Regions from separate parts of the Homo sapiens genome. Here region 2 is linked to region 1. The links are chromatin contacts, found by Hi-C or POLR2A ChIA-PET in ENCODE. All regions are on one chromosome and are shown on one strand. Each heading gives the region's core, a stretch centred on a gene start or an enhancer-like site at or near the end of the contact. The rest is flanking DNA. Distances are from core to core; before and after follow the strand shown.

Region 1 (6,172 bases), core at 1,708-4,207:
CCCTTTTCCACCTCATCTGCCACCTCTCCCTGGGGCTGAGGTTGGGGCTCTTCTTGCCTCCTTCTCCTCCTTTCTCTCCTTGGGGCTGGGTTTTTTTGTCTGGCAATCGCCCACCCAGAATCCCCTCATTCAAGATTGTAACCTCTGGAGCCAGGTGGCCTAGGTTTGAATTCCAGCTCTACTATCTGCCAGCTGAGTGACCTTGGGGAAGTTACTTAACTTCTCTGTGGCTCGGTTTTACCTTCTATAAAACGGAAGAAATAATTGTACCAATCTCATAGGGGTGTTGTCGGGATGAAAAGGGTTAACTTATTAAAATGCATTTAACTGTGCAGGGTACATAGTTAAGTGCCAAAGAAAAGTAAGTTAAAGCCAGGCACGGTGGCTCACGCCTGTAATCTCAGCACTTTGGGAGGCCGAGGCAGGCAGATCACCTGAGGTTGGGAGTTTGAGACCAGCCTGATCAACATGGAGAAACCCCATCTCTACTAAAAACACAAAATTAGCCAGGCGTGGTGGCGCATGCCTGTAATGCCAGCTACTAGCGGGGCTGAGGCAGGAGAATCACTTGAACCCAGGAAGCGGAGGTTACAGTGAGCTGAGATTGCGCCATTGGACTCCAGCCTGGGCAACAAGAGCGAAACTCCGTTTTAAAAGAAAAAAAAGAAAAGTACGTTAAAATAAATGCAGCAAACACTTATTGAGTACCTACTGTGTGTCAGGCCTATGATAGACTCCAGGAGTTGATGGAGGCAAAAGAACAGATCCCATCCCTCATGGAGCTGGTAACTGGATAGATGGTTCACTCGTGTGTCTTGCGCTGGCACTACCTGCATGAGGCTCCGCTGGCCTACCTGGAGGTCAAAGGATCCCATGGGCCTTTCCAAGTTGCAGCTCTGAACACACAACTCTTCCCTCCTCCCACAGCCACTGCCCTTGCTCACTCTCTCAGACCCTCAAGCTCAGCCCTGCCACCAACAACCTTGCTCTCAGGCCTTCGCACGGCAGGCACCTCTGCTAGAACTTGCTTCCTCTCCTGCCGGCTTCACTGCTCGTGGCTTAGTCAAAGCCTCCTTTTGGTTCAAACTTCAATCCTGGAGTCCCCTCCCCACGCTAGGACCTGCCCCTTTGCTTCAGTCTTTGTGCCCTGTGCGACCACACATGCACAGGGCGTCTGAGGAGTTTTTGCTTGACGTCTATTCCTGCAGTTCATGAGGGAACCTCATAGCTGAAGCAGAGGGATGTGGGAGACCCAGTCACTCCTCTTCCTCAGCTTTCGTTTGCTCACCTATAAAAGGGTACAGTGACCCTGAACTCAAAGGAGAGTGCTCAGGTGGCCAGAAGCAGATGTCACGTGGGCCACTGGGACCCTAGAGGCACTGCTGATCCCCAGGTGCTTCCTGGAGGAAGGGGCCACCCGGGGCCCGCAGAGAAGGGTGGGAAGGGTGACAGGAAGGCAAGGAAGGGCATGTGCCCAGTGGTCCTCGTCTGTCTTGGCTGGAGCCAGTATGAGGAGCACCCACTGGAAGGTCAGGTTGGAGTCCGATGGCAGGGGCCTCCAGGGAGAGCCAGTGTCACTTCGGGATGCTCCTTAGCATCCTGGGGCTGTACAGGGAGAGTGGCTGCAGAGCCCTTCCAGGCAGGGATCCTGGCCTGAGTGGGGGCAGCTCTTGGTCGGACCTGTGTGGTATTTCTTCTTCTTCTTCTTTTTTGTTTTTTTGAGACTCATTCTTGTCACCCAGGCTGGAGTGCAGTGGCGTGATCTCGGCTCACTGCAACCTCCGCCTCCCGGGTTCAAGGGATTCTCCTGCCTCAGCCTCCTGAGTAGCTGGGATTATAGGCACCCGGCACCACGCCAGGCTAATTTTTGTACTTTTAGTAGAGACGGAGTTTCGCCATGTTGGCCAGGCTGGTCTCGAACTCCTGACCTCAGGTGATCTGCCCCCTCGGCCTCCCAAAGTGCTGGGATTACAGGCATGAGCCACCGCGCCTGGCCGGTATTTCTTCTTTCATTCTCCGTGTAAATGGTGGAAGGATCGGCTCTCTCCTCCCCGCCTCCCAGGTGCAGAGAGAGAGAGAGAGAGAGAGGGACAGGAGAAGGCTGGGGTTCGGGGTTCTCACAGCGTTTCCCTCTCATGCTGCCAGGGCGGGGCAGTGGAAAATGGTCCCTGAGGGCCCGTTCATTCAAATAAGGACAAGAATAATGGCACACTCCCCATCTCCATTTAAAAATAGTCACATTAGCTGACACTGGCTTGGCACTTCCTAGATGCCGGGTGCGTTCCGAGTTCTCTACGCTGTTAACCTTGGATCTTCATAACAGCCGGAGGAGACAAGCGCTACTATTTTCCTTTCCATTTTATAGATGAGGACACTGAGGCAGAGAAATTGAGTCACTTGCCCAGGGTCACACAGCCATGGCAAGGCCAGGATTCTGGAGCTCTGTACCTGGCTTCACACCACAAGCTCAGGCCACCCTCCCGGGGCATACCGAGTCTCCCAGAACGTGGACGATCGCCCAGGGCAACGCAGTGGAGTGCGAGCCCGGTCTGGTTTGCACCTGGCTGCTCCAGGAGCCCTGGGCCTCATCCTAGGAGCCTGGCGGAAGAGGCGAGCGGTGGAGTTTGGAGGCTGCTGTGAAGGAAAGGACTAGGCGGGTCGGGTCGGGTCTGTCCTGCTCTTCTTCCGCAGGCAGGAGGCGCCCAGGGCGGGCTGCCGCACCTGGCAACGAACGTTCGCCGCGCGGCATGAGGGTGTGCGCGCGCGCTCGGCGAGCCCGGGTTCTTTGTGTGTCCGAGCCCATGCGCGCGTGCGTGTTTGCGTGTATGTGTGTGCATGTGTATGTGTGCGCGCGTGTGTCCGCACTTGGGGCGGGGCTGGAAGCCCCGGCCCCGCCCCGGCCCCGCCCCCGGCCCGGCCGAGCTGGTATTTTTCCACCCAGCAGGATGGGTGATGCTGAGAGCTGCCTGCTCAGACAACAGACACGCGAGGTCAGGAAGAAGCCGCTTATAAATTACCGCTTCCTTCGCGCCGCCGCCAACGCCGAGCCCCGAGGACCGCAAGCCCAGAGGACAAGCTGCGCCAAGAGGGAGTGCGGAGCGTTCACCCAGCGGGTCAGAGAGCGAGCGGGCAGGCAGCCCCCGGCCGGCGGAACCCGGCACAGCCGAGCAGAGCGCGGGCGGCGCCGCAGCCACCCCAGGTACCGGAGGGACCGGGAGCTGGGCGCGCAGCCGGCGCTGCCCGCCGTCTGCAGCCCCTCCCCATCCCCGCGTCGCCGCAGTCCCGGCCTCCTCCCCTCCGCGTGCGCCCATCCGGCGCCCCTTTCACCACCGCGGAAGGGACCGAGAGTCGCCTGCTCAGTCCCGCTGGCGGGGCTGTTATTGTTTCCCCGGCAAAAGGGCTCCGGCTCTTGGTGCGGGCGGCAGGAGAGTGTGTGTGTGTGTGTGTGTGTGTGTGTGTGTGTGTGTGTGTGTGTGGCATATCTGTGTGCCTGTCTCCGTCAGGATGCCTACATGTGCCTCCGTATCCCTGTGTCTGTGTTTCTGAGGGTGACTGTTTCACCGTGTCCCCAGCAGCGTGCACATGTGTGTTCCGGTGCATGTCTGTTATTCTCTGCGTGCTGGGCTGTGTGTGTGTGCCTCTCTGTGTGTGATACCTGAGTGTGCTGTCTTTGGATGTGTGCTCTTGTGTGTCCCCGTTTGTGTCTGCATGAATCTGTGTGTGGGGGGCTGCGTCTTCCAGGCCCTGGCTAGGTGCACGTGCGTGTCCCTGAGTGTGGTTGTGTCTCCAGGTCCCTGGTTGTGGGCACTCGTGTGTCCTCGGCTGTACCCAAGAGGGTGTCCCTGGTGCCTAGAGGGTCCAATGGCCAGAGCTGGTTCTCCAGGGCCGGCGCTGAGTGGGGAGAGGTGATAGGGCAGCGTGGCTCCATAGGTGCATGCACTCCATAGGTGGTGTGCAGGTGGCAGCGCCAGCGTCCAGCAGTCCTGAGTGGTGGGACCAAGGCCCGGAGGGGCAGCCAAGGGGTAGTGGACAGCCGGCAGGGCCAGCAGGACACTTCCCCCTCCAGACTATTTCTCTTCCTTCTGTGGGTTCCTCTTTTGAGTAGGAGATTCTCGTCCCCCTCCCACTAGGGAAGCCACACAGAGAGAATTCCAGGGACCTCCTCCTACAGCCTCAAAGCTTCAGCCTGGACTTCAGCCTGGACTGGAGAGGAGACCTGTGGGCAGCTCTCCCAGGCAGGGAGGTGTGTGCCGGGTAGGGCCACCGGCCTGGCTATTTTGGTCACTGTTGGGCCTCTGCCAGATCCCGGCATCCCCAGGACCAGCCCCAAAAGCTTGGGAGGCAGCCTGGGCCCCCGTTTCCTGTCTGGGGAAATAAATCAGCTCAGTAATTGCCCAGACACTTGAATGGAGGGTCTTCGGGCTGAGGTTTACTGGCGCATGGCTCCATTTGGACTTCACTAAATTGGCCCCCGCTTTGGCACAGCTGACGTTCAAGTAAATGTCACTGAGGAGATCTTTTTAAAATTTCTTTTTAATTTTTTGTTGGCTAGAAGGGAGGGGATCTTGTCCAGAGTCTCCTAGCCAGAAGGAGTTTATTTTTATGAGAGAGAGAGCGGGTGAGTGCTTAGCAACCACCTGCCTCCCTCTCGACCAGGGAGTCACCCAGGGATTGTGGGGTGGGCATGAGGAGGTGGGGTGGGGGAGGAATTTCATCAAGATGGTGTTGGAGAGGATCCAAAGGGGGCCTAGCACGGCTAAGAACCCCCAACAGGGTGGGACTGGTAGAATGGTGGGAGGTGTTAGGCCTGGCTCAGCCCCCAGTTGACCTTGGGCAACCCTTTTTCTGCCTCAGTTTCCTTACCTGTAAAATGGGTGGGGCAGACTGGTTATAGAGTAAACCAGGGACCAGAGGTAGGAGCTTGTCCCCAGGGAACTGATTTAAGTCCTATGCTTTGTTTTAATGGGTGGGTGACCTTGGTTGATTCCCTTGGTTTCTTTGAGCCTCGGCTTGGCTGCCTGGGCAGCAAGGACACCAGTGCCGGCCTCACTACGTCCTTGAGGGGATTGAGGGAGATGAGGCTGAATAAGCTTGTAGTAAGCTGTAAAGCCGGGCTCGGCTGTAGAGCTGCTGATTAGAGGGTGTCACGAGGTCCTGGGTCACTGTGGTGTATGGCAAGGGCCAAGGTGCATTCTGGAGGCTTTGTCCTTTGGGGACACCCTTGTACTAACCCATGGCTCAGCTGCAATCATCCTCCCCTGCCTCCTTCCCGTCACCTCAACCTGTGGTGATTGGACCACATCTGCTTTTCAGAGTCTGGAGGCCTGGTGAGCAGTACCCATTTTATAGATGGACAAACTGAGAGCCACCTAAGGGACTTTGCCTTGACTGGACAAAATTAAGTTTCAAAAGGTTTTCCCTAGCTCAGCTGTGAGTTTTGGCCCCATGGGGCTTTGGTCACTGATATCCTCGGGAGTTGAAATTGAACCGGGGCCTGGGGAAAATGAGGAACAAAGGTGTCCCAGTCCTTAGGGCAGGAAAGTGAGCCTATGGGACCCATTTGCACCTTGCTTCTGTCCCTAGTTACTCATTCTCCCTTCCTTGTGCCTTCCCCTGAGCCCTGCTACCCATTCTGCTGCAGGGGTCAGCCCTCCACAAGGCAGTCCGGGCTCTGGGGACTCTGTTTTCTAACCTGAACTTGTCCGCCTGTCAGTTTGTCAAAGGATTTGGGAGGTGTACTTCTCTGAAAGTCTTTCCAAAAGTCCTGAATGATAAGAAACTTGTGAGTCATTGAACACATTCCCGTATATAGAAAAAGCTGAGAAGTAAATTATAAGGGCTCCCCAGAATGCAGCTTAGCTGCAGCCAGAGGGGGTCTGCCTGGGAATTGGGGTTGGCCTGAAATCCCAGGGCCACCCTGGCAGGTACATGCTGATTCCCCACTTCTGCAGAAGGTCATGAGCAAGAGTCAGATTCTTTGGGGCTGCATCTCATTTTCCTGTGTTTGCCAACTTGGCCAGAGCGTTCGTTTGAATTTATGGGTTCTGGGCAGGAGCTGTGGATCTGGAAATGCCTAAGGAAGCCTTCAAGTGAGAATGAGAGCGCTTTTTTAATGTGCTTCATTTAGTTGATTAATAGACCTTGGTTAAGGTCAGCTCTGGGCTGGCACTGG
Region 2 (6,172 bases), core at 1,465-3,964, 700 kb after region 1:
TAGACCAAGCAAGCTGCAAAACCTAAAATGTGAAAACATCACTGGAGAACAAAAACTCAATGAAGTGGGAAGCACAGATTCTTGAAATAAGCAAACAATACCTTGGCAATTCTCTTACATTCATTCCAAATGATCCAACTTCATAATTCATATGCCACTTCAGCCACTGGGGGAATGTCTGAAGTACTTATCAACAAGCAGAAGTTTTTACTTGATGCTCTTTACCTTGATTGTTTATTCAACCACATATAGTAAGTTCTTGATACTTGTAAGACACCTGTGTTAGAAATGCAAAGATGAAAAAGATATAGTATCTGCCATAAAAACATACAAAAAATCAAAAATCCTAACATCAGTTAAAGAGAAACAATAGAAACCTACTAGTCAAAAAGAAAAAATCTATTTTATATTTGTAGAGCACTTATCTCTAATGGGCGTACTATATTTTCCTTTTTAAGAGACAGCATCTTGCTCTGTCACCCAGTGAGCTATAATTGCTCACAACAGCCTCGACCTTCTCGGTTCAAGTGATCCTCCTGCCTCAGCCTCCTAAGAAGCTGGGACTACAGGAGTATGCCACCACACCCAGCTAGTTTTTAAATTATTTATAGAGACAGGTTCTTGCTATGTTTCCCAGGCAGGTCTCTAACTCCTGGCCTCAGGCAATCCTCCTGCCTGAGCCCCCCCAAACTGCTGAGATTACAGATGTGAGCCACTGCACCCTGACAGATCTTATAAGCCATTAAGTGACAGTTAAGTAGCAAACCTGATGTTCTCACTGCTTCAAAAATAAAAGGCTGGCCAGGCATGGTGGCTCAAGCCTGTAATCCCAGCACTTTGGGAGGCCAAGGCAGGCGGATCACCTGAGGTCAGGAGTTCGAGACCAGCCTGGCCAATATGGTGAAACCCTATCTCTACTAAAAATACAAAAATTTGCCGGGTGTGGTGGTAGGCGCCTGTAATCCCAGCTAGTGGGGGTACTGAGGCAGGAGAACTGCTTGAACCCAGGAGGCGGAAGTTGCAGTGAGCCGAGATCATGCCATTGCACTCCAGCCTGGGCAACAAGAGCGAAACTCCATCTCAAAAAAGTAAATAAATAAATAAATAAATAAATAAATTGATTTGGGGCCTAAACACTTCAGGGCTTAATAAGTTACATTCTCTTTCTTACTGGCTCATGGCAAAGTCACTTCCAATGTCACCTCATCAAGACACCCAGTCACAAGAGAAATTGAGACAAAACCATTCCACAAAAGCAGAGAAATTTCTCCCCAAGAACCTGGGGATACAAGCCACAGTATATAGTGAGGGGAGATGTGTGACCCTCAGCTTTGGATGGACTGTAGAAGACCACCGAGGAGGGACTGCCTGGTCCTCAAAGCTGAAGGGTGGCAGCAACTCAGAAAATAAACAAATGAGACACCAGGTCCCTATTTTTTCCCTCTAGTTAAGAAACCCAGTGACTTCATAACTTTTCCACTGGAATATAGCAGCCCTAGGTCTGGCCTGTTCCCTCCCCAGCCAGTGGTTCATCTGATGCTGACTCTGACAGCTCCCTTTCTTCCCATGCACTCACCCCTAACGACCACAAATAACACAAAGCCCACCACATCCATGCCACACAACCACCCTTCACGCCTCAGCCCAAACCCAAACCTCACTTCCTCAAAAGAAATGCCTCTTACTCAGAGCATCAGAATGGACTTCTCCTTCACAGCACTCATCTCAATTTATAACCGCAGGTACATACGTGAAGTGACCAAGTAAGACTGTAAAATCTGGGAGGGCACAGACTCTATATGTTTTCCACTTCGCCGTCTCCCCAGGGTTTAGCACAGTACCTGGCACACACAATGAAGCAGCACAATAAAGCTCCATGAATGAACGAAGAAATGAATGAACTCCAAAATCATATAACTAAGCATACACCATAAAGAAATCTAACACAACCACCGAATTGGACCCCACAACCATAACTGAACACATAAGCAAGCCCCTCGCACTCTAAATCACGTAAAAAGTAAAAAAAATAAAAATAAAAAAAATAAATATAGCTACATGTTCTGCAGCCGTACATCCAGCATGAATGTCACCCCGCCACATGCCGCATCGACGACACATCCCACAGCCGCACTCAACCCGGCCTCACGATCGCAACCACAACCCACATAACTAACATGATTATACACACATCGCATGACCACACACAACACGAACGACTCAATCCCGTGAAGCAGACATGACAACGTCACACATCGCACAGACACCACACAAAACACTCCGAACATCTCCACACGAACTCAGAATACAAACGCTTCAGCTTTACACAACCAGAGAATCAAACACAACCGCTCGGGAGACAAGCACCCACCCACTCCACCCACAGCTGCACAACCAAACCCAAGTGTATACGCCCCGCGTAACCGCACAACCACACAGAGCCCAATCATCAAAGGCACACACAAGCGAAACGCACGGCCTGAAAGCCCCATCTCCCACCTCTCACGTCACACCCACCACAACCACACACGGCCCGCCCGTCTCCGTTCTGGAGGAGTCGTGTCCCCGCCCCCCAGACTGGGCCTGACCCTCTGTATGTACCCTGCCGGGCTCCTGCGGGCACCCAGGTTTGTCCCCCCCTTCAGGCCCGGGCTCTGGGCCTCCACCGTCCGTCACTCAGCCGCAGCCGCCATCTCCATCGGTCGCTCGGAACTCGGCAGGTGCGCCTGCGGCGGCGACGAAACCGGAAGACAAGCTGGTAGACGCCTGTCGAGCGCCGAGTCTTCGAGGGCGCGAAAAGGGCGGATACGGATTCGAATAGTGGAGGGCGGGCCGGCGGCTTCTGCGCAGGCGCTTTCCGAACGAGGGAGGGGATGGTGGGGAGCGGAGAGAAAGTGGGGCTCGGTAATTTTGTGCGGTTCTTACGTCCCGAATTCGAACTAATAGCGCGTCAAAGCCAGCCAATGGCTCTGCACCGCCTTGTACAGGTGGGAAAGCTGAGACCAGTAGATCTTTGGCTCTTGACCAAAGTGCACAAAGAATAAGGCAGCCAAGGAATCAAAGTTCCTGAGAGCTAGAGACAGAAAAAATATTCAGGGGACGTGGAGGCGATGGAAAGTCCAAGAATAGAACCACATGAGAGTGGAGACTTGGTATGAGAAGGTGTATCCCGGGGTGTACAGCATGGCCAAGCCTGTGGAAAAGATGGCATTTTCAAAAGGCAGGACGATTGATCAGCCAGGACCTACCCCGTGCCTACGCTGTGCTGGGTACCACGGGGTATAGAGAGGCAAAACCTCATCCCAGTCCCGGAGACCTATTTGCTTTGTGCCCTGCACACGTTCTGGACCTTAGCAATAGCCAGCCTCTAGGAGCAAGAGCTGCAGAGAACGATGGGACGATGGGACGATCCTGGGCCTCCGTTTACATCCCTGCAGTGTTACTGGCCCCCTTTTACAGAAGTAAAATGGGGATGATAATGATAGTCTCCGCTTCACAGTGTTGTGAAGATTGAGGTAATTGCACGGTAGGTAGGTAGGTAGGAGGGTGTCCTGCATATTGGCTTTGCCCATCTCACTTTCCCTGCCTCCAAAAAGTCTTCCCCACCTGGTCTCTGGACAGGAGCACTGAGCCTCCATCACCTTCCATTTAAGGACATGGGGCTCCGGACTTGGAGAGCATTGAGTTTTTGGAAAGCAATCACCAGTGAAAGGGCAGTGAACTAGGGGTCTAGAGATCTGGGTTCTAGCCCTGGCTGTACGTTACTTTGTGGCTTTGAGCAGGTCCTTTCCCCTTTCTTCGCCTGAGTTCTCTCATCTGTACAAAAGAAATTGGCTCCAGTGACTTAGCCTTTTCTCTCAATCTGATGGCCAATTTTTTTTTAACGTTACAACATCTGCAGGAGCGAATAATGACTTCCCTTTGTTTACTGATGGAGACAAGGAAGAGGCTTCCTAACCTGTCAGAAGCAAAGCAACATGCCAAGCTCCCCGTCTCCATCACTAGCTTCTGCCTTAGGTCCCAAAAGCCAGGACTTTGGGAGTAAAACCACCCTTTTGAAAGTCTGAAGCCACCGAGGTCCCAAAACGAGCCACACTTACAGGCAGGACTATGTTTTGGGTAGGGCAATGAACGTTTATTAAACCATCATGATTTTTGCTTGTCATTTTATCATTTACAAAAAACATATTTGGTCGGGCGCGGTGGCTCACGCCTGTAATCCCAGCACTTTGGGAGGCCGAGGTGGGCAGATAACTTGAGGTCAGGAGTTCAAGACCAGCCTGGCCAACATGGTGAAACTCTGTCTCTACCAAACATATAAAACATTAGTCGAGTGTGGTGTCGCTCGCCTGTAATCCCAGCTACTCAGGAGGTTGAGGCAGAAGAATTGCTTGAACCCAGGAGGCAGAGTTTGCAGGGAGCCAAGATTGTCCCACTGCACTCCAGCCTGGGCAACAAAGTGAAACTCCACCTCAAAAAAAAAAAAAAAAAAGAAAGAAAAGAAAAGAAAAAAATATCATATTCATCATTTCATTTGCTCAAAAAAGCAATAGCTATGTGGCCTCAACTTGTAAGTTAATTCTGGAAATCACAGTGGATTGGGCACTGCTCTTGATATTGTTTCTTTTTTTTCTTTTTTCTTTTTTTTTTTTTTTTTTTTTTGAGGCAGAGTCTCACTCTGTCCCCCAGGCTGGAGTGCAGTGGCGTGATCTCAGCTCACTGCAAGCTCCGCCTCCCAGGTTTATGCCATTCTCCTGCCTCAGCCTCCCGAGTAGCTGGGACTACAGGCACCCGCCACCACGCCCGGCTAATTTTTTGTATTTTTAGTAGGGACAGGGTTTCACTGTGTTAGCCAGGATGGTCTCAATCTCCTGACCTCGTGATCCATCCGCCTCGGCCTCCCAAAGTGCTCGGATTACAGGCGTGAGCCACCGCGCCTGGCCGATACTGTTAATGATAATGACAAAGACCTTCCTATATGCTTCACACTTCATCAAAAGTACTTTCTTTAATCCTTTAGGCAACTCTATGACTATTTCCAGTTTGATAATAATAAAAATGACTAATATTTACTGAGGGATTTGCACATGCCAGACACTGTTCTATGTGCTTTCCATATCTTAACTCATTTCATTCTCACACAACCCAATGATGTACAAACTATACAAAATGTAATAATATTCCCATTCTATAGAAGGGAAGCTGAGGCACAGAGAGGTTAGGTGACTTGCCCAGGGTCACCAGCTGGTGAGCCTTGAACCCAGAGTCACCTTGCCTTGAGGCTTTCACAATCCCCACTTTTCCTTCCTCTGTGAAGTGCTGATAGACTTCCTGTACCTCCTCAGCTTCCTCCAGGCACCACTCCTGTACTGGGCATAGAGAGGGGATGTAAGCCAATTAGTTCAAAACAGAAATGTGCACGTGCACACAGATGCTCTGGTGTGAGAGGAGAGACCAGCAGAGTCCCCTGCAGGAATTCACGAAAGGTTTCCCAGAAGCGGGCAGCACGTGAGCATGGTCCTTGGGTAGAAACGATTGGGAAGGGCCTTCCAGGCCAGGGGAACAGCATATGCAAAGGCATAGTTATGGAGAAGAACATGAGTCCTTTGAGAAACTCACAGAAAAGTTCATTCACACATAGAGGGATGATATCAAGCCACTCCTCCTTGTTCCCAAAACTGTAGGCAGCCACTTCTAGTGAGAGAATCGTGGACAGCTGGGTCTCTTCACCCTTGCCCCCTGCCTTAGGGTTCTCTATCTTTCTGTCTCTCTATCCCTCTCTCTATCTCACTCTCTCACTTTCTCTTGGCCCTTATTTGTCTAAGTTTATCCCAAGCAGCACAAGACATCTTGGCACCACATTAAAATCCTTGGGCAAGAAAATAAATTATGATATGGATAACATAAACGTCATTGGGGAAGGTCTGGGCACATCATGTAACTTCCCGAAGGGCCAACTGCCCTCCAGGCTGGCCTGGCCCCAGCTCCCAGGCCTCTGCCAGCTGCTGTGGTCTGAGCCAGCGGGTTGAGGGCATTGAGGTTGGCACACCCTGTCTGCTGGCACAGAGAAATGAGGGTGATGACAGACAGCCTGGCAGAGCCTTGCCTGGAGGATGGAGGGAGGGTGTGCTGGGCTGGGCAGTGTCTGAGGGAAGCAGGTGGCAGTTGCTGT

Evidence for each region. Hi-C counts contacts between places; a loop is a spot of excess contacts on that map. ChIA-PET counts read pairs that join two places held with the same protein, here RNA polymerase II (POLR2A). Pooled maps may share reads with other maps.
Region 2: a map of CD8-positive, alpha-beta T cell shows a loop between it and region 1 (10-fold over the local background). The contact joins the promoter of RBSN here to the promoter of SLC6A6 in region 1. A Hi-C loop is called at or near these places in 2 of 168 maps with a recorded cell type or tissue (CD4-positive, alpha-beta memory T cell and CD8-positive, alpha-beta T cell) and 9 of 50 pooled maps. POLR2A ChIA-PET finds 5 or more read pairs at or near these places in 2 of 52 experiments (activated CD4-positive, alpha-beta T cell and activated CD4-positive, alpha-beta memory T cell).

Annotation. Positions count from the first base shown.
Region 1 is chr3:14,399,649-14,405,820 of GRCh38, forward strand. SLC6A6 (solute carrier family 6 member 6) reads left to right here and starts at 2,958. Exons shown (of 15, transcript NM_003043.6): 1 at 2,958-3,199. It overlaps LOC105376959 (a long non-coding RNA gene), which reads right to left and starts at 2,759. Exons shown (of 8, transcript XR_007095825.1): 1 at 1,013-2,759. RefSeq lists enhancers at 2,382-2,431, 2,442-2,611, 3,932-3,991, 4,062-4,141 and a silencer at 2,752-3,281.
Region 2 is chr3:15,096,434-15,102,605 of GRCh38, forward strand. It overlaps RBSN (rabenosyn, RAB effector), which reads right to left and starts at 2,715. Exons shown (of 14, transcript NM_022340.4): 1 at 2,602-2,715; 2 at 1,686-1,841; 3 at 102-277. RefSeq lists a silencer at 1,503-1,582 and enhancers at 1,920-2,784, 2,673-2,802.